Linked DNA regions of Homo sapiens: region 1 is linked to region 2. Evidence: read pairs that join two places in POLR2A ChIA-PET (ENCODE). Cell type or tissue: OCI-LY7. All regions are shown on one strand. Each heading gives the region's core, and the rest is flanking DNA. Links, peaks and the distances in the headings are about the cores only.

Evidence for each region. ChIA-PET counts read pairs that join two places held together with the same protein. Peaks named below come from ENCODE experiments on the same cell type or tissue, not always from the same donor. Only the 100,000 strongest peaks of a DNase experiment are listed, where the experiment ranks them.
Region 1: POLR2A ChIA-PET joins it to region 2 with 5 read pairs; 3 of 35 experiments call an interaction of 5 or more read pairs at or near these places.

The regions. Positions count from the first base shown.
Region 1 is chr9:34,033,841-34,042,966 of GRCh38, forward strand. All of the region lies in intron 1 of UBAP2 (ubiquitin associated protein 2), which reads right to left. Among named protein-coding and RNA genes, the nearest start is that of UBAP2, 10 kb to the right of the region's middle. RefSeq lists an enhancer at 1-393. In OCI-LY7, for the core only: no CTCF peak of the experiment used is centred there; no DNase peak of the experiment used is centred there.
Region 2 is chr9:33,874,894-33,884,019 of GRCh38, forward strand. The region is part of intron 1 of UBE2R2 (ubiquitin conjugating enzyme E2 R2); the gene reads left to right. Among named protein-coding and RNA genes, the nearest start is that of SNORD121B, 55 kb to the right of the region's middle. In OCI-LY7, for the core only: no CTCF peak of the experiment used is centred there; no DNase peak of the experiment used is centred there; H3K27ac peaks cover 2,130 bases.

The DNA of each region.
Region 1 (9,126 bases), core at 578-8,577, 160 kb after region 2:
TTCTCCTGTCTCAGCCTCCCAAGTAGCTGGGATTACAGGCACCCACCACCATGCCTGGCTAATTTTTGCATTTTTAGTAGAGACGGGGTTTCGTCATGTTGGCCAAGCTGTTCTTGAACTCCTGACCTCAGGTGATCCACCTGCCTCAGCCTCCCAAAGTCCTAGGATTAAAGGCATGACCCACCACGCCCGGCTTCAAATCAATTCTTAATGAAGACCAGATGACCTAAAATAATAGTTCTCATTATTCACATCTCTGCAGGAACCATTTCAACATTTGGCACTCAAATGTCACAAATTCACAATTTATTTCACAAGTGATTTATAAAAGTTCAACATACCTATTAAGTCATTTTGAGACAGTTACATCATCTCTAGGTTTTATTACAAGCCTAAAATATAAATACTGATTTAATACTTCAGAAGTTTTTCATTATAGTTCTTCAACTTTCCTCATGAATCCAGGATATCAAGTCCTGGTTTTTCTTTTTTTAGTAAAAGTATATTGCTTTTATTTTACTGACATCCTTATTACTTAATCACTCATGCCAAAAGCAACTTTCTTAAAAATGTCTGTTACCTAAAGAATGTATCTATCAAAACAAAGTCATGCCATCCATTTAAACATTAACACACCTGCCACATAAGTATCTGGTCCAGTTTTAATCCAAATACAAAATTCCTTAATAAAGAAAACACTACACTAATGAGAAATACCCCACATCCTTATATGTCTAAAGAACCACTCAACTGGCTGGGCACAGTGGCTCACGCCTGTAATCCCAGCACTTTGGGAGGCACAGGCGGGCGGATCAGGAGGTCAGGAGATCAAGACCATCCTGGCTAACATGGTGAAACCCTGTTTCTACTAAAAATACAAAAATTAGCCAGGTGTAGTGGCATGAGCCTATAGTCCCAGCTACTGGAGAGGCTGAGGGAGGAGAATTGCTTCAACCTGGGAGGCGGAGGTTGCAGTGAGTCAAGATCACGCCACTGCACTCCAGCCTGGGAAACAGCGAGACTCAATCTCAAAACAAACAAACAAACAAAAAAAAAACGAATCGCTCAACTGTTCTCTACATCCGGATTACTCTCAAAAACAAAGGCTCAGAAAAATTACCTTCCAAGCACTCCTGAAACTTCATGTTCTATCTTGTAAGCAACAACTACATAAACTGTATTTCACAAAATGAATACATTCACTGCCTCCATTTCCTCACTAAACATCTCCTTAACCTTCTGTATTCTGGTTTCCATCACCCTATCACTCTAACAGTAGGAAAAATGCTACTCCCTAGGTCACCACTGGTCTCCTAATTGTCAAATCTTTCTTCTGTTCTCATTCTTTCATCTGTCTCTGTCATTCAAAACATTTCATACGGCTAGGCGCGGTGGCTCACGCCTGTAATCCCAGCACTTTGGGAGGCCGAGGCGGGCGGATCACCTGAGGTCAGGAGTTCAAGACCAGCCTGGCCAACATGGTGGAACCCCATCTCTACAAAAGTACAAAAATTAGCCGGGCATGATGGCGGGTGCCTGTAATCCCAGCTACTTGGGAGGCTGAGGTGGGAGAACAGCTTGAACCTGGGAGGTGGAGGTTGCAGTGAGCCGAGATCGCGCCACTGCACTCCAGTCTGGGTGACAGAGCGAGACTCCATCTAAAAAAAAAAAAAAATATATATATATAAAGATTAGCCAGGTTTGTGGTGGCACGTGCCTGTAATTCCAACTACTCAGAGGAGGCTGAGGCACAAGAATCACTTGAACCTGGGAGGCAGAAGTTGCAGTGAGTCGAGATCGTGCTACTGTACTCCAACCTGGGATATAAAGCGAGACTCCATCTCAAAAATAAAGAAAGAAACAAACAAACACTATCAACAAAAACTGTCAACTTCTGTTCACAAACCATCAACTCCTCAATAAAATGCAAACTGTTTATTCCTTCCAATCCCTACACTTGGTCAAACCAGCCTTGGTATTCTCCTAAATCGTCCCTGCCTTTTTGCCTTCACGTTCCACAGGCATGTTTACTCAAGGACATACTGCACATTCTCTCTTTTTTTTTTTGAGTGGGGGAAATCGCTTGAGCCCAGGTAGGTTAAGGCTGCAGTGAGCCTGATCGCATCACTGCATTCCTGAGTGACAGAGTAAGACCCTGTCTCAAACAAAATAGAACAAAGCAAAATAACAGCAAATTCTAATAAAACTAAACTCTGAATACAACATTTAAAGTGTTTTAACAATTTAATTGTAACTTCAGGAATTTGATACTTTTTTCTTTTTTTTTTTTTGAGACGGAGTTTCACTCTTGTTGCCCAGGCTGGAGTACAATGGCATGATCTTGGCTCACTGCAACCTCCGCCTCCCAGGTTCAAACGATTCTCCTCCTCCTCAGCCTCCCAAGTAGCTGGGGTTACAGGCACCCACCGCCATGCCCGGATAATTTTTTATAATTTAATAGAGATGGGGTTTCTCCATGTTGGTCAGGATGGTCTCAAACTCCCGACCTCAGGTGATCTGCCCGTCTCGGCCTCCCAAAGTGCTGGGATTACAGGCGTGAGCCACCGTGCCCAGCCTTGATACTTGATTCTATAGGAAGAATCTAAGAAAACTAAGGCTCAGCCTCCCCAGCTCAAGGAATCCTTGCCAAATACTCAAGCTCAATTCAACAATGCTTTTCTCTGTCACAGGCAGCAGTACCCTGGAATCCTATACACACATTTAAACTGTGTGTGTCTGCTCACCAACATGTAAGCAACTGAAGATCAGGAACCTACATTATTCATCTGTATTCTAGCATCTAACATTGTTGACAACTGGCAGCAATAAATATTCGTTCAAGTGAACACCTATAGAGTAGCATATACCATTTGCGCAGGGAGAACCATCATTCAGGCCTAATCTGCAGTAATGTAAACTTAGCATTCACAGAAATAACAGAGAATATACTACCTTAAGTTTTTCTCTTTTTTTTTTTTTTTTTTTTGAGACAAGGTCTCATTCTGTCTGCCCAGGCTGGAGCACAGTGGTGCGATCTCAGGTACCTCACTGACCTCTGCCTCCCCTCCAGGGTTCCAGCAATTCTCCCGCCTCAGCCTCCCAAGTAGGTGGGACTATAGGCATGTGCCACCACACCCAGCTATTTTTTTTTTTTTTTTTTTTTTTTTTGAGAGAGTCTCGCTCTATCACCCGGGCTGGAGTGCAGTGGCACAATCTCGGCTCGCTGCAACCTCCGACTTCTGGGATCAAGCGATTCTCCTGCCTCGGCCTCCGGATTAGCTGAGATTACAGAGGCGTGCCACCATGCCTGGCTAATTTTTTGTATTTTTAATAGAGACGGGGTTTCACCGTTTTAGCCAGGATGGTCTCGATCTCCTGACCTCGTGATCCGCCCGCCTCGGCCCCCCAAAGTGCTGGGATTACAGGCGTGAGCCACCGCGCCCAGCCCACACACAGCTAATTTTTGTATTTTTTGGTAGAGGTAGGGTTTCACCATGTTGGCCAGGCTGGTCTCAAACACCTGACCTCAAGTGATCCACTTGCCTTGGTCTCCCAAAGAGCTGGGATTACAGGAGAGAGCCACTGCGCCCAGCCCATATACTACCTTAAGTTTTTACTAATGTAATTGTTGCCTCACTCCCACAAATCAAAGGAAACTTTCATCAGTGTTTCAAAACTTAGGGTTGGCATAGCAGTCATGGAATACATATTTTTAGACTTTCCAAAAGCCCCAAAAAGTTACATTTTATCCTACAATAAATTAGCAATTTACTTAGCATTGATGAAAATTACCTGAACTAAGTAACAGCAGTAGTTATTTCTTGCTTATCAGATGACCTGACTGGCAATTATATCTGATAAATAATTGAGAAAATAATCATCTGAGAAAAGGATTATCATTCAGTAGTGTACTTCAGTCACAATATGTAAATACACAAACCCTGACTGGATGGGAAAAGAGGCTATAAAAATACTTCAGTGACAATATGTAAATACAGAAACCCCGACTGGATGGGAAAGAGGCTATAAAAATACATTTTGTGGGCCTACAGCAGCTGCTCACGCCTATAATCCCAACACTTTGGGAGGCTGAGGTGAGCACTTGAACCCAGAAGTTGAAGACCAGCCTGTGCAATATGATGAAACCCTGTCTCTACAAAAAAAAAAAAAAAAAAAAAATTAGCTAGGCACGGTGGCACAAATCTGTAGTCCCAGGTACCCAAGAGGCTAAGGTGGATCATCTGAGCACGGGGAGTTCAAGGCTGCAATGAGCTAGGATTGCACCACTGCACTCCAGCCTGGGAAAAAAAAAAAAAAAAAAAAAAAAAGGTCGGGCGCGGTGGCTCCTGCCTGTAATCCCAGCACTTTGAGAGGCTGAGGTGGGAAGATCATGAGGTCAGGAGTTCAAGACCAGCCTGGCCAACACAGTGAAACTCTGTCTCTATTAAAAATACAAGCCTCCCCTCTCCCCACGGTCTCCCTCTGATGCCAAGCCAAAGCTGGACTGTACTGCCGCCATCTCGGCTCACTGCAACCTCCCTGCCTGATTCTCCTGCCTCGGCCTGCCAAGTGCCTGCGATTGCAGGCGCGCGCCGCCACACCTGACTGGTTTTCGTATTTTTTTGGTGGAGACGGGGTTTCGCTGTGTTGGCCGGGCTGGTCTCCAGCTGCTAACCGCGAGTGATCTGCCAGCCTAGGCCTCCTGAGGTGCCGGGATTGCAGACAGTGTCTCATTAACTCAGTGCTCAATGTTGCCCAGGCTGGAGTGCAGTGGCGTGATCTCGGCTCACTACAACCTCCACCTCCCACCCGCCTGCCTTGGCCTCCCAAAGTGCCGAGATTGTAGCCTCTGCCCGGCCGCCACCCCGTCTGGGAAGTGAGGAGCATCTCTGCCTGGCCGCCCATCGTCTGGGATGTGAGGAGCCCCTCTGCCCTGCTGCCCAGACTGGGAAGTGAGGAGCGCCTCTTCCTGGCCGCCATCCCGTCTAGGAAGTGAGGAGCGTCTCTGCCCGGCCGCCCATCGTCTGAGATGTGGGGAGCGCCTCTGCCCCGCCACCCCGTCTGGGATGTGGGGAGCGCCTCTGCCCCGCCACCCCATCTGGGATGTGAGGAGCGCCTCTGCCCGACCGCGACCCCGTCTGGGAGTTGAGGAGCGTCTCTGCCCGGCCGACCCGTCTGAGAAGTGAGGAGCCCCTCCGCCCAGCAGCCGCCCCGTCTGGGAAGTGAGGAGCCCCTCCGCCCGGCAGCCACCCCGTCTGGGAAGTGAGGAGCGTCTCCGCCCGGCAGCCGGCCCGTCTGGGAGGTGGGGGGCAGCCTCCGCCCAGCCAGCCGCCCCTTCCGGGAGGGAGGTGGGGGGCAGCCCCCGCCCGGCCAGCCGCCCCGTTGGGGAGTTGGGGGGCGCCTCCGCCTGGCCGCCGCCCCGTCCGAGAGGTGGGGGGGGCGCCTCTGCCCGGCCACCCCTTCTGGGAAGTGAGGAGCCCCTCTGCCCGGCCGCCACCTCATCTGGGAGGTGTACCCAACTGCTCATTGAGAACGGGCCATGATGACGATGGCGGTTTTGTCGAATAGAAAAGGGGGAAATGTGGGGAAAAGATAGAGAAATCAGATTGTTGCTGTGTTTGTGTAGAAAGAAGTAGACATAGGAGACTCCATTTTGTTCTGTACTAAGAAAAATTCTTCTGCCTTGGGATGCTGTTAATCTATAACCTTACCCCCAACCCCGTGCTCTCTGAAACATGTGCTGTGTCCACTCAGGGTTAAATGGATAAAGGGCGGTGCAAGATGTGCTTTGTTAAACAGATGCTTGAAGGCAGTTAAGAGTCATCACCACTCCCTAATCTCAAGTACCCAGGGACACAAACACTGCAGAAGGCCGCAGGGACCTCTGCCTAGGAAAACCAGAGACCCTTGTTCACTTGTTTATCTGCTGACCTTCCCTCCACTATTGTCCTATGACCCTGCCAAATCCCCCTCTGCGAGAAACACCCAAGAATGATCAATAAATACTAAAAAAAAAAAAAAAAAAAAAAAAATACAAGCCGCACACGGTGGCTCACGTCTGTAATCCCAGCACTTTGGGAGGCCGAGGCGGGCGATCACCTGAGGTCGGGAGTTCAAGACCAGCCTGATGAACATGGAGAAACCCCGACTCTACTAAAAGTACAAAATTAGCCGGGGGCATGGTGGCACATGCCTGTAATCCCAGCTACTTGGGAGGCTGAGGCAGGAGAATCACTTGAACCCAGGAGGCGGAGGTTGCGTTGAGCCAAGATCACGCCATTGCACACTAGCCTGGGCGACAAGGGCTAGACTCCGTCTCAAAAAAAAAAAAAAATTAGCCAGGTGTGGTGGCACGTGCCTGTAGTCCCAGCTACTAGGGAGGCTGGGGCAGAAGAATCCCTTAAACTCGGGAGGCGGAGGTTGCAGTGAGCCGAGCCCACGCCATTGCACTCCAGCCTGGGTGACAGAATGAGACTCTGTCTCAAAAAAAAAAAAAAAAAAAAAAAAGGGACAGAAAACAAACACACAGGCCAGCCAACTAGAAGACTAAATATAATGGCAGACATATATCCAAAATATCTGTAATTACAACAGATATGAATGGTCTCCATGCTCTAGTTAAAGAGGTTAGCTGATGGCTCACTCCTACAATCCCAGCACTTTGTGCGGGTGAGGTGGGAAGATCACTTGAGCCCAGGAGTTCACGACCAGCCCAGCCAACATAGCGATACACTCTAATTAATTAAAAAGAAGTTAGCAAGTTGCTAACTTAACAAAGCAAAATCCAGCTATGTGGCGTTCATGAAAGATATATCTAGAACATCCCACTACAATTGGCTAAAACTAAAAAGGCAACATAAAATGTTGGCAAGGATGTAGAACTCTTAAACCACTCAGTCTTTGAGAATGAATTCCCAATTCTTAGGGCATCCACTCTGTGTATAAGCTGAACTTTTTCCAGACACCTAGAATGAAATTCATTATGTACCATCCTTGACAGATTTGAGAAAATAGTAACTCAACTTTCTGTGTTCTGTGGTTCAGCTGACAAGCCTGAGAACAACTGTGCAACATGTGGAAAACACTTTAGCATTACTTAGTAAAAGTTACACATACCCTACATACAAACCAAAAATTCCACTCTCAGTTATGTAGTCTTGAGAAAATGGACTTTGTTTGTTGTGGGCAGGGTGGCAAATGTCCACATGAGGACAAGTAAAATTGGTAATCTCAAAAAACTGGAAATGAGACAAATATCCATCAACAATGAAATAGACAACATATGGCACATCCTTACAATGTAACCTCATACTACTATAAGAAATCAACGGGCCGGGCACGATGGCTAACACCTGTAATCCCGGCACTTTGGGAGGCCGAGGTGGGCAGATCGCTGGAGGTCAGGAGTTCGAGACCAGCCTGCCCAACATAGTGAACCCACAGCTCTACTAAAAATGCAAAAAAAAAAAAAAAAATTAGCCAGGCATGGTGGTGCCTGCCTGTAATCCCAGCTACTTGGGAGGCTGAGGCAGGAGAATTGCTTGAACCCAGGAGGCAGAGGTTGCAGTGAGCCAAGATCGCACCATTGCACTCTAGCCTGGGCAACAAGAGCAAACTCCATCTCAAAAAAAAAAAAAAAAACAAACAAGAGTCCATGACCAGCCTGGCCAACATGGTGAAACCCCGTCTCTACTAAGAATACAAAAATTAGCTGAGCATGGTGGCAGGTGTCTGTAATCCCAGCTACTCGGGAGGCCGAGGCAGGAGAATTGCTTGAACCAAGGAGGCAGAGGCTGCAGTGAGCTGAGAAGCCGAGATCGTGCCACTGGCATTCCAGCCTGGGCAAAAGAGCAAGACTCCGTCTTATAAAACAAAACAAAGAAAAAAGAAATCTACATGGGGGCTGGGTGCAGTGGCTCATGCCTGTAATACCAGAACTTTGGGAGGCCGAAGCAGGCAGATCACCTGAGGTCAGGAGTTCGAGACCAGCCTGGCTAACACAAGGAAACCCCGTCTCTACCAAAAAATACAAAAATTAGCCAGGCATGGTGGCGGGCACCTGTAGTCCCAGCTATTTGGGAGGCTGAGGAAGGAGAATCGCTTGAACCCGGGAGGTGAATGTTGCAGTGAGCCAGGATCGAGCCACTGCACTCCAGCCTGAGCAACAGACTGAGACCCTATCTCAAAAAAAAGAAATCAACATGGATAAATCTCAAGCATGTAAGAGTGAAAGAATCAAGCATCAGAAGAATCATACAATTCTTACATTGAGAATAAGACTGAAAATGGGCACTATTAAACCATATGTTGCTTACGGATATACATATAAGGTAAAATTATTGTAAAAAAGTAACAGTAGGCTGGGGTGGTGGCTCATGCCTGTAATCCCAGCACTTTGGGAGCTCAGGTGGGCGGATCATGAGGTCAGGAGTTTGAGACCAGCCTGGCCAACACAGTGAAACCCCATCTCTACCAAAAATACAAAAAATTAGCCAGGCGTGGTGGCGGGCACCTATAATCCGAGCTACTCGGGAGATGGAGGCTGGAGATTCGCTTGAACTTGGGAGGTGGAGGTTGCAGTGAGCTGAGATCGGGCCACTACACTTCAGCCCAGGCGATAGTGCAAGACTCCGTCTCAAAAAAAAAAAAAAAAAAAGGAACAGTAGAACCTGCAGAGTGACTCATACCTATAATCCCAGGACTCTGGGAGGCCAAGCAGGAGGATCACTTGAGTCCAGGAGTTCAAGACCACCCTGGGCAACATAGCTAGACCTTGTCTCTATTTTAAAACAACAACACAAAGGAATAGTAAACCTATAATGTAGGGTAATGGTTACCTCAAGGAAAGCGAAAAGAAATGCCTTGGGAGCTGGCATACACAGGAGACTTCCAGGTAGCAGTAATGTCCTATTTCTTGGTTGTTCATTTTACTTTTTTTTTTTAATTTTACATATGGGGCCAGGCATTAAGCTCACACCTGTAATCTCAGCACTTTAGTAGGCCAAGGCAGGAGGATCACTTTAGCCTAAGAGACCAGCCTGGGCAACATAGCAAGACTCCTCTCTACAAAAAGAAAAATTAGCTGAGCATGGTGATGCATCCCTGTGGTCCAAGCTACTCAGGAGG
Region 2 (9,126 bases), core at 815-8,814:
TGGGCTCAAGTTGATCCTCCCGCCTCAGCCTCGCAAGGTGCTGGGATTATAGGCATGAGCCACTGTACCCGGCCTCAAAATGTATTTTTAAAATATGTTTTGTTTTACCTTTTTTTTTTTTTAATTGGCCAGGCTGGTCTCGAACTCCTGACCTTGTGATCCACCTGCCTCGACCTCCCAAAGTGCTGGGATTACAGGCGTGAGCCACTGCTCCTGGCCAAGTTTTGTTTTACTTTTTAAAAAACTTTAAATGAAAATTACTACAGCACCAACTAAATAACATGTATTTTTGAGACCTAACTGTAATACTATTATCACAACTATAAAAGCTCATAATTCCTTAATATCCAGTCAATGTTTACATTTCCCTTGTTCTCATAAATTTAGTTTGTTCAAATCATACCCTGAAATTACTAAGATCTATAATGGGTAAGAGCAAATTTTCTAATATATTGAACTTTATTTTCCCTTTTACTTCTTGTGGAAAATACTTTAATATTTATTAATGCTCCTCAATACAATGATAATGATTTAACCTTTGATTTGATGATTTAAGATTATCTTGGAGCCAGTCGTGGTGCCACACCCCTGTAGTCCCAGCTACTCAGTAGGCTGAGGTGGGAAAATCACTTGAGGTCTTGAGTTTGGGCAACATAGTGAGACCCTGTCTCTAAAAATTAAAAAATAATTGTGTCTTGGGATCCATTTTTGAAGTTTCTCTTAAAATTTGTATATGATCCTCATGATAACTCCCTAGGGTCAGTGTTTTTTGCCATTTTACATAAAAAGGAACTTGAAATCCAGAGATTTAAATGAGTTGACCTAAGGTCAGAGGCCTAGCAAAGACAATGCTTAGAATTGTGCCTGACAAATAAAAGATAGAAAAATGTAAATTAAATAGTCAAGAATCATGCCAGGGCTACAACACAGGGCTACTGATTCTAGTACCTTCCCTTCTTCTTTTAAAATCATTATATTGTTCTGTGAATATAACTGAAATGGTATGAGATCTTATATTCATATGTTAATAGCAAGTTATATCTTATTTCATAAAATTTCAAAAAGGGAAGAAATTTCAGTGACAAGTTGGCTGAAGTAGGAGTATTAAATATGTGTATGAGGTAATACATAGGTAACTATAGGTCACCATATACATGTGAAATAGTATGTTTAAATTTTTAATAAGGGCTGGGCATGGTGACTCACACCTGTAATCCCAGCACTTTGGGAGGCCAAGGCAGGTGGATCACCTGAGGTCAGGAGTTCGAGACCAGCCTGACCAACATGGTGAAACCCTGTCTCTACTAAAAATACAAAAATTAGCCAGGTGTGGTGGCATGCGCCTGTAGCTACTCGAGAGACTGAAACAGGAGAATTGCTTGAACCCGGGAGGCGGAGGTTGCAGTGAGCCAAGATTGCGCCAATGCACTCTAGCCTGGGCGACAGAGCAAGACTCCATCTCAAAAATAAATAAGTAAATAAACAGTTAATAAGGTTCTGAAAAATAAGTAAAGTAATAGAGATAGAGATAAAATTGTATAATTGCTCAGGGAAGCATTACAGCAGGATATTCCCCCTGAATGTTAACTTCAGCTGAATAGTTGAGGATTGTAAACTCCGCTGAAGGAGTTCTTAGTACAATTTAAATAGCCTTACCAGAAGCACACCAACCAATGTTACCTCTTCTAGTGGTAATGTAAGCATACTTTAGGCATGATGCTTTAAAAAAATCAATCATAAGGCCGGGGGCGGTGGCTCACGCCTGTAATCCCAGCACTTTGAGAGGCCGAGGTGGGCGGATCACGAGGTCAGGAGATCGAGACCATCCTGGCTAACATGGTGAAACCCCGTCTCTACTAAAAATACAAAAAATGTAGCCGGGCATGGTGGAGGGCGCCTCTAGTCCCAGCTACTCAGGAGGCTGAGGCAGGAGAATGGCATGAACTCGGGAGGCGGAGCTTGCAGTGAGCCGAGATCGTGCCACTGCACTCCAGCCTGGGCAATAGCGAGACTCCATCTAAAAAACAAATAAAATAAATAAGAGTTCGAGACCAGCCTGACCAACATGGTGAAACCCCAAGTGTACTAAAAATAACAAAAATTAGCCAGGCATGTTGGCACATGCCTGTAATCCCAGCTACTCCAGAGGCTGAGGCAAGAGAACAGCTTGAATTTGGGAAGTGGAGGTTGCAGTGAGCTGGACAACAGAGCGAAACTCCATCTTAAAAAAAAAAACTACTTCTAGAATAAAGTCAAAAGGGTCACATTAAAACTACTTATGATTGAATTTTTTTTTTTTTTTTTTTGAGACGGAGTCTCACTCTGTTGCCCAGGCTAGAGTGCAGTGGCGCGATCTCGGCTCACTGCAAGCTCCGCCTCCCAGGTTCATGCCATTCTCCTGCCTCAGCCTCCCGAGTAGCTGGGACTACTGGTGCCCGGCACCCATGCCCGGCTAATTTTTTCTGTTTTTAGTAGAGATGGGGTTACTCCTTGTTAGCCAGGATGGTCTCAATCTCCTGACCTCGTGATCCGCCCGCCTCAGCCTCCCAAAGTGCTGGGATTACAAGCGTGATGAAGGTAGTATTTTTAAAAGATTATATAGTAGATAATGGTCAAAAAGCTGAAAGTTCAAGAATAATTCAAAATATTAGATGCTTAGAGAAAATACAGAAACCCCATTAATACTACTAACCAATATTTATTAAGATTTAAGTGGAATATAATTAGGTTTGGTAAGGCTCTAAGAAAACTAATTCCATAATCATCAAGGTCTTAAGGTTGGTATTAATCTTTCCAGTTGTCTTATCTAAAGCTGGTAGTATTATAATCTAAGGGCAAGTAGGTAAAAGAGGTAAAACAGTGAAAATTAGCAATATATAAAACAGCCTTCATGATTTTTGCCCCTCTCTGTCTGTCTGTCTGTCTGTCTGTCTCTCTCTCTCTCTCTCTCTCTCTCCCACTCTCCCTCCGTCTTTCCTCAGCCTCCTGAATAGCTGGCATTACAGGCAACTGCCATCACGCCCAGCTAATTTTTGTATTTTTAGTAAGTGATGGGGTTTCACCATGTTGGCCAGGCTGGTCTTGAACTCATGACCTCAGGTGATCCGCCCACCTCAGCCTCCCAAAGTGCTAAGATTACAGGCGTGAGCCACTGCACCCATCCACCTATTTATATTTTTATATCTTTTATTTGTCAGGCACAGTTCTAAACATTGTTCAAGCATTACCTCATTTAATCCTCATACAAACGCATTAAATAAGTACTATTATCCCCTTTTTACTGGTGAGGAAACTGAGATATAAATTAAGTAATTGAGCAATACGCAGCGGCTCACATCTGTAATCTGTCCAGGAGAACGATGGCTGTTTGGACCAGTGGCCCAGGTCCAAACTTACTGAGTAAAGTAATTTACTGAGGCAGTTGTAAGTAAAGGAAGGCAGGCCAGGTGCAGTGGCTCACGCCTGTAATCCCAGCATTTAGAGAGGCTGAGGCAGGAGGATCATTGAGCCCAGGAGTTCGAGACCAGTCTTGGAAACATGGTGAAACCCTGTCCCTACAAAAATTAAATGAAAAATTAGCCAGGCCTGGTGGTGCACGTCTGTAGTCCCAGTTACTCTGGAGACTGAGATGGGAGGATCGCTTGAATCTCGGAGATGGAGGTTGCTATGAGCCAAGATTGCACCACTGCACTCCAGCCTGGTTGACAGAGTGAGACCCCGTCTCAAATTTACAAAAAAAAGGCAGATTTATTAGAGAACATAGGAAAATACATTGCGAGGGATGCCAGCAGCCTGCCAGAGAGAAGCCAACTGCAGAGAAACAAAGGCTTGGTAGAGATTTTATAGGATAGTGTTTATGCTGTATGCTGAAGAGGGCTTTGTGGAGTACTGAAAATGCCAAGGTTGCAGTGAGCTAACTTGCAGGTGTGTGGTGATAGTTGGGCACAGGAAGATTGTGAGTTATTTACACAGGAGGACTTATGTGTCCTGGACGATGAAGAAAGGCTGACTTGTGGCTTATCTGCTTTCTTTTATTGCTTTTCCCTCGGTCCCACTAGCCTGACTCCTTTCCCCTAATTAGGACTACACAGAGTACCCAGCATTTTAGGAGGCCAAAGCGGGAGGATTGCTTGAGCCCAGAAGTTTGAGACCAGCCTGGGCAAAGTGGTGAAATCTTTACAAAAAATCAAAAATTTAGCTGGGCATGGTGTCATGGCCTGTGGTCTCAGCTGCTCAGGAGGCTGGGGCAGGATCGCTTGAGCCTGCGAGGTCAAGGCTGGCAGTGATCCATATTTGTGCCACTGTACTCTAGCCTGGGTGACAGCATAACCCTGTCTTAATCAGTCAATCAATCAGTCGATCAATATAAATTAAGTAAGGGTCGCTTAAGATAACAGCTGAGTTGTAGAGTCAGGATTCAAACCCAGATAGTCCTGGCTTCTTGAGTCAGTGTTCTTTACTGCTATCTGTGCTACCTTTTATTATATTGGTGCATATCATCTATTCTACATAAATTTTCATGCAGCACTGCAAAGATTTCTCTTAGTACCCTAAGTAATCTTAACAAGACTTTTTTCTGAGACAGGGTCTTGCTCTGTCACCCAGGCTGGAGTGCAGTGGCGTGATCACAGCTTACTGCAGACTCGACCTCCTGGGCTCAGGTGATTTTCCCACCTCAGCCTCCTGAGTAGCTGGGATTACAGGCACGTCCACCATGCTTGGCGAATTTTTGTATTTTTTGTAGAGATGGGGTTTCACCATTTGCCCAGACTAGTCTTGAACTCAAGCAACCTGCCCACCTAGGCCTCCCAAAGTGCTGGAATTACAGGCACAAGCCACGGCGCCTGGTCACAAGACTTTTTTTTTTTTTTTTTTTTTTTGAGACGATGTTTTGTTTAATTGATTTCTGCTTTTATGTCAGTTCTCTTTCTTCTGCTTGCTTCTAGTTTAATTTCATAGTCTGTCCTTTCCTCTTTATTTTGTTTGTTTGTTTGGTTTTGTTTTTTTGAGACAAGGTCTCACTCTGTCACCCAGGCTGGAGTGCAGTGGCAAGGTTATGATTCACTGCAGCCTCAACCTCCCAAACTTAAGTAGTGATCCTTCTACCTCAGCCTCCCAAGTAGCTGGGACCTCAGGGGTGCACCATCATGGCTGGCAACTTTTTGTATTTTTTGTAAAGATGAGGTCTTACCATGTTGCTCAGGCTGCCCTCCAACTCCTGCGCTCAAGGAATCCACCCGCCTCGGCCTCCCTAAGTGCTGGAATTATAGGTGTGAGCCACTGCACTTGGCCTAATTTTGTATTTTTCTCATTTCTTAAGTAGAAGCTTATATTATTGAAATGAGACCTACATTTTTTCCAGTGTAGGCAATTCTAAAAATTTCTATTTGAGTATTGCTTTAGGTGTATGTTACAGATTTTCATTGTCATTTTTTTCATGTTCAATTAAACAATTTTCTAAGTAACTTTGTGGCTTCCTCTTTATACTGTGATTTGTACAGTTACGTAATTTCCAAATGTTTGGGGATTTACTAAATATCTTTGAATTTAGAAAATCAGAATTTCTAGCTTAATTCATTGTGGCCAAAGAATATGCTATGTATTATGTCATTTCTTTAAACTTTGTAGATAGATGTTGTACGTTCCAGAATATGGTATGTCTTGGTGCGTGTTCTATGTGTCCACAAAAATAATTTGTATGCTGCTGTTGTTCAGTGGCATATTGTCTTCTATATCCTTACTGAGTTTTTGTCTCCTTGTACTTTAAACCAGGGGTGCCTACCCGATACTGATCTGGTACAACTCTGTGGCCTGTTAGGAAGTAGGCCGCACAGCAGGAGGTGAGCTCAGCCTCCAGTCAGATCAGCTCAGGCATTAGATTCTCAAGGAGTGCGAACCCTGTTGTGAACTGGGCATGTGAGGGATCTAGGTTGAGTGTTCCTTATGAGAATCTGACTAATGCCTGATGACTTGAGGTGGAACAGTTTCATCCCGAAACACCCACCTCACTACCCTTCCCACTCCTCCGCCCTCTTGTCCATGGAAAAATTGTCTTCAATGAAATCAGTCCCTGGTGCCAAAAGGGTTGGGGACTGCTGCTTTAGACTGTTGAGAGAGAAGTGATGATATCTTCAACTGTAATTATGCATTTTTCTATTTTTCCATTTGGTGGCAAAAGTTTTTAGTTACATCATTTTGTGTTCTAAAGCTCTGTTGTTACCAGTGCACACACAGTTAATATTATGTCTTCTTTGTGAATTGATCCCCTTATGAAATTACCCTCTTTATCTGTGATAATATTTTTTGTTCTAAAGTATACTTTCTCTGTTATTCAGATAGCCACTCCAGCTTTATTAACTAATCTCCAGTTAGTTTAGTTTAGATTTCACCAGTTTCTGCACTAATGTATTAATTAAGGTATAATGCATATACCATAAAATTCACCCTTTTAAAGTATATAGTTCAGTGGTTTTTAGTATATTCAGATGGTTGTACAGCCATCACCACCATCTAACTCCAGAATATTTCATCATCTCAAAAAGAATCCCCATACTCATTAGCAGTCACTCTGTATTCTCCTGTGCCTCCATATCATCATCTTATTTCAGAGTCCAGTTCAGGATATCACACTGTATTTAGTTGTCCCGTCTTTTTAGTCTCCTCCAGTCTTTGATGATTTCTCCGTCTTTCCTCATTTTTTGTGACCTTGACAATTTTTGAAGAGGATGGGTCAGGTTTGGTAGAATATTCCTCCATTTGGGTTATCTGATGTTTTTCTCATGACTAGAATGGGGTTATAGATTTTGGGGGAAGAATACCACAAAGATGAAGTGCCTTACTTACTACATCATATCAGGGAGGTCATGATACCAATATGATTTACTGCTAGTGATGTTAACCTTGATCACTTGGTTAACATGTCTGCCAGATTTCTCTACGGTAGAGCTACTATTTCTTTCCATACTTTATTGTTAGAAAGTGAGTCATTAAATCCAGCCCACACTCTAGGAAAGGGGAATTCAACTTCACCACCTGAATGTGGATTATGATTATTTGTAGTACTACTGTAAGGAAGATTTGACCCTTCTCCACCAGTATTTTTCCATTCAGTAATACTTATCAGTATGTACTCATTTATATTTATTTCATATTTTGGGTAACAGTATTACATTATGTATTTTGTAGCTTCGATTATTCTAGTTTTGGCCATTAGGAGCTCTTGCAGTTTGGCTCCTATGCTGTTTTGAAATACTCCAATTTGTTTTCTTTAGCACTTACTTTTTGGCATTATAAGATGCTCTAGGCTTGTCTTTTATTTTTCCTGCCACAGATCTAGAATCAGGTGTTTCACCAAAGGGCCCTGGTTCCTTTTATTGAATAATGATATTTTATATTATTTTATTTATCTTTTGAGATGGAGTCTCATTCTGTCGCCCAGGCTGGAGTGCAGTGGTGCGATCTCGGCTCACTGCAACCTCTCCTGCCCGGGTTCAAGCAATTCTCCTGCCTCAGCCTCCCGAGTAGCTGGGATTACAGGCACCTGCCACTGCACCTGGCTAATTTTTAGTTTTACTAGAGATGGGGTTTCACCATCTTGGCCAGGCTGGTCTTGAACTCCTGACCTCGTGATCCACCCGCCTAGGGCTCCAAAAGTGCTGAGATTACAGGCGTGAGCCACCATACCGGCCAAATAATGATATTTTAGAAATCAAGATCTTTGAGGGACCTGGGTGTTTGGGCTCCAGCCTTTTTTCCCCCTAATCAGCTTTATTGTGATTTTAATGCATATGTCATACAGTTCACCCATTCATTAAAGTATATAGTTTAGTGGTTTCTAGCATATTCACAAAGTTGTGTAACCATCACCAAAATCAATTTTAGAATACATTTTGTCATCTGAAAAAGAAACCTTGTGCCGAGGATAGTGGCTGATACCTGTAATCCTAGCACTTTGGGAGTCTGAGGTGGACGGATCACCTGAGGTCAAGCGTTTGAGACCATCCTGGCCAACATGGCAAAACCCCATCTCTACTAAAAATACAAAAATTAGCCAGGAGTGGTGGCACATGCCTGTGATCCCAGCTACTCGAGAGGCTGAGGCAGGAGAATCGCTTGAACCCAGGAAGTGGAAGTTGCAGTGAGCTGAGATCATGCCACTGCACTTCAGCCTGGGCAACAGAGCAAGGCTCCACCTCAAAAAAATAATAATAATAATTTTAATTGTGTCCCATTTCTTTTTACTTTTGTTCCTTGTGTTTTTGGTGTCACGTGTACAAAACTTAGTGAATGCAAGGTTATGAAGATTTACACCTATGTTTTCTTTTAAGAATTTTATAGTTTCTCTCTTATCTTAGTCCTCCAATTCAATTCATTGTTGACACTGTCTACCTGGAGATAACATCAGATTCTATAGGTTAAGGACTCAGTCCCACAAGAAAGACTGCCTCCATTTTGGATGCCTATGGCAGACCTATACTCCTGATGAATCAGCTATAAATTGGGATTTCCACTACTCCCCCTTAAAAGAATAAGATCAATAAGGCCGAGTGCGGTGGCTCATGTCTGTAATCCCAGCACTTTGGGAGGCCGAGGCAGGCAGATCACGAGGTCAAGAGATCAACGCCATCCTGGCCAACATGGTGAAACCCCATCTCTACTAAAAAATACAAAAATTTAGCTGGGTGTGGTGGCATGCCCCTGTAGTCCCAGCTACTCAGGAGGCTGAGGCAGGAGGATCACTTGAGCCTGGAGGTGGAGGTTGCAGTGAGCCGAGATTGCACCACTGCCCTCCAGCCTGGTGACAGAGCAAGACTCTGTCTCAAAAAAAAAAAAAAAAAAGAAATAAAAAAGAATAAGGTCAATAAATTGACCTATCTTCAAATTCACTATTTTTTCTACCTGCTCAAATCTGTTGCTCAGCACTTAATTTTTTTTTTTAATTTCAGTTTTTGTACTTCTTAAATTTAGTCATCAAAAGGAATGAACAGGCCAGCTGTGGTGGCTCACATCTGTAAATCCCAGCACTTTGGGAGGCCGAGGCGTGGGGATTGCTTGAGCCCAGGAGTTCGAGACCCAGCCTGGGCAATATGATGAAACCTCCAGCCCCACAAAAAAATTAGCTGGGCT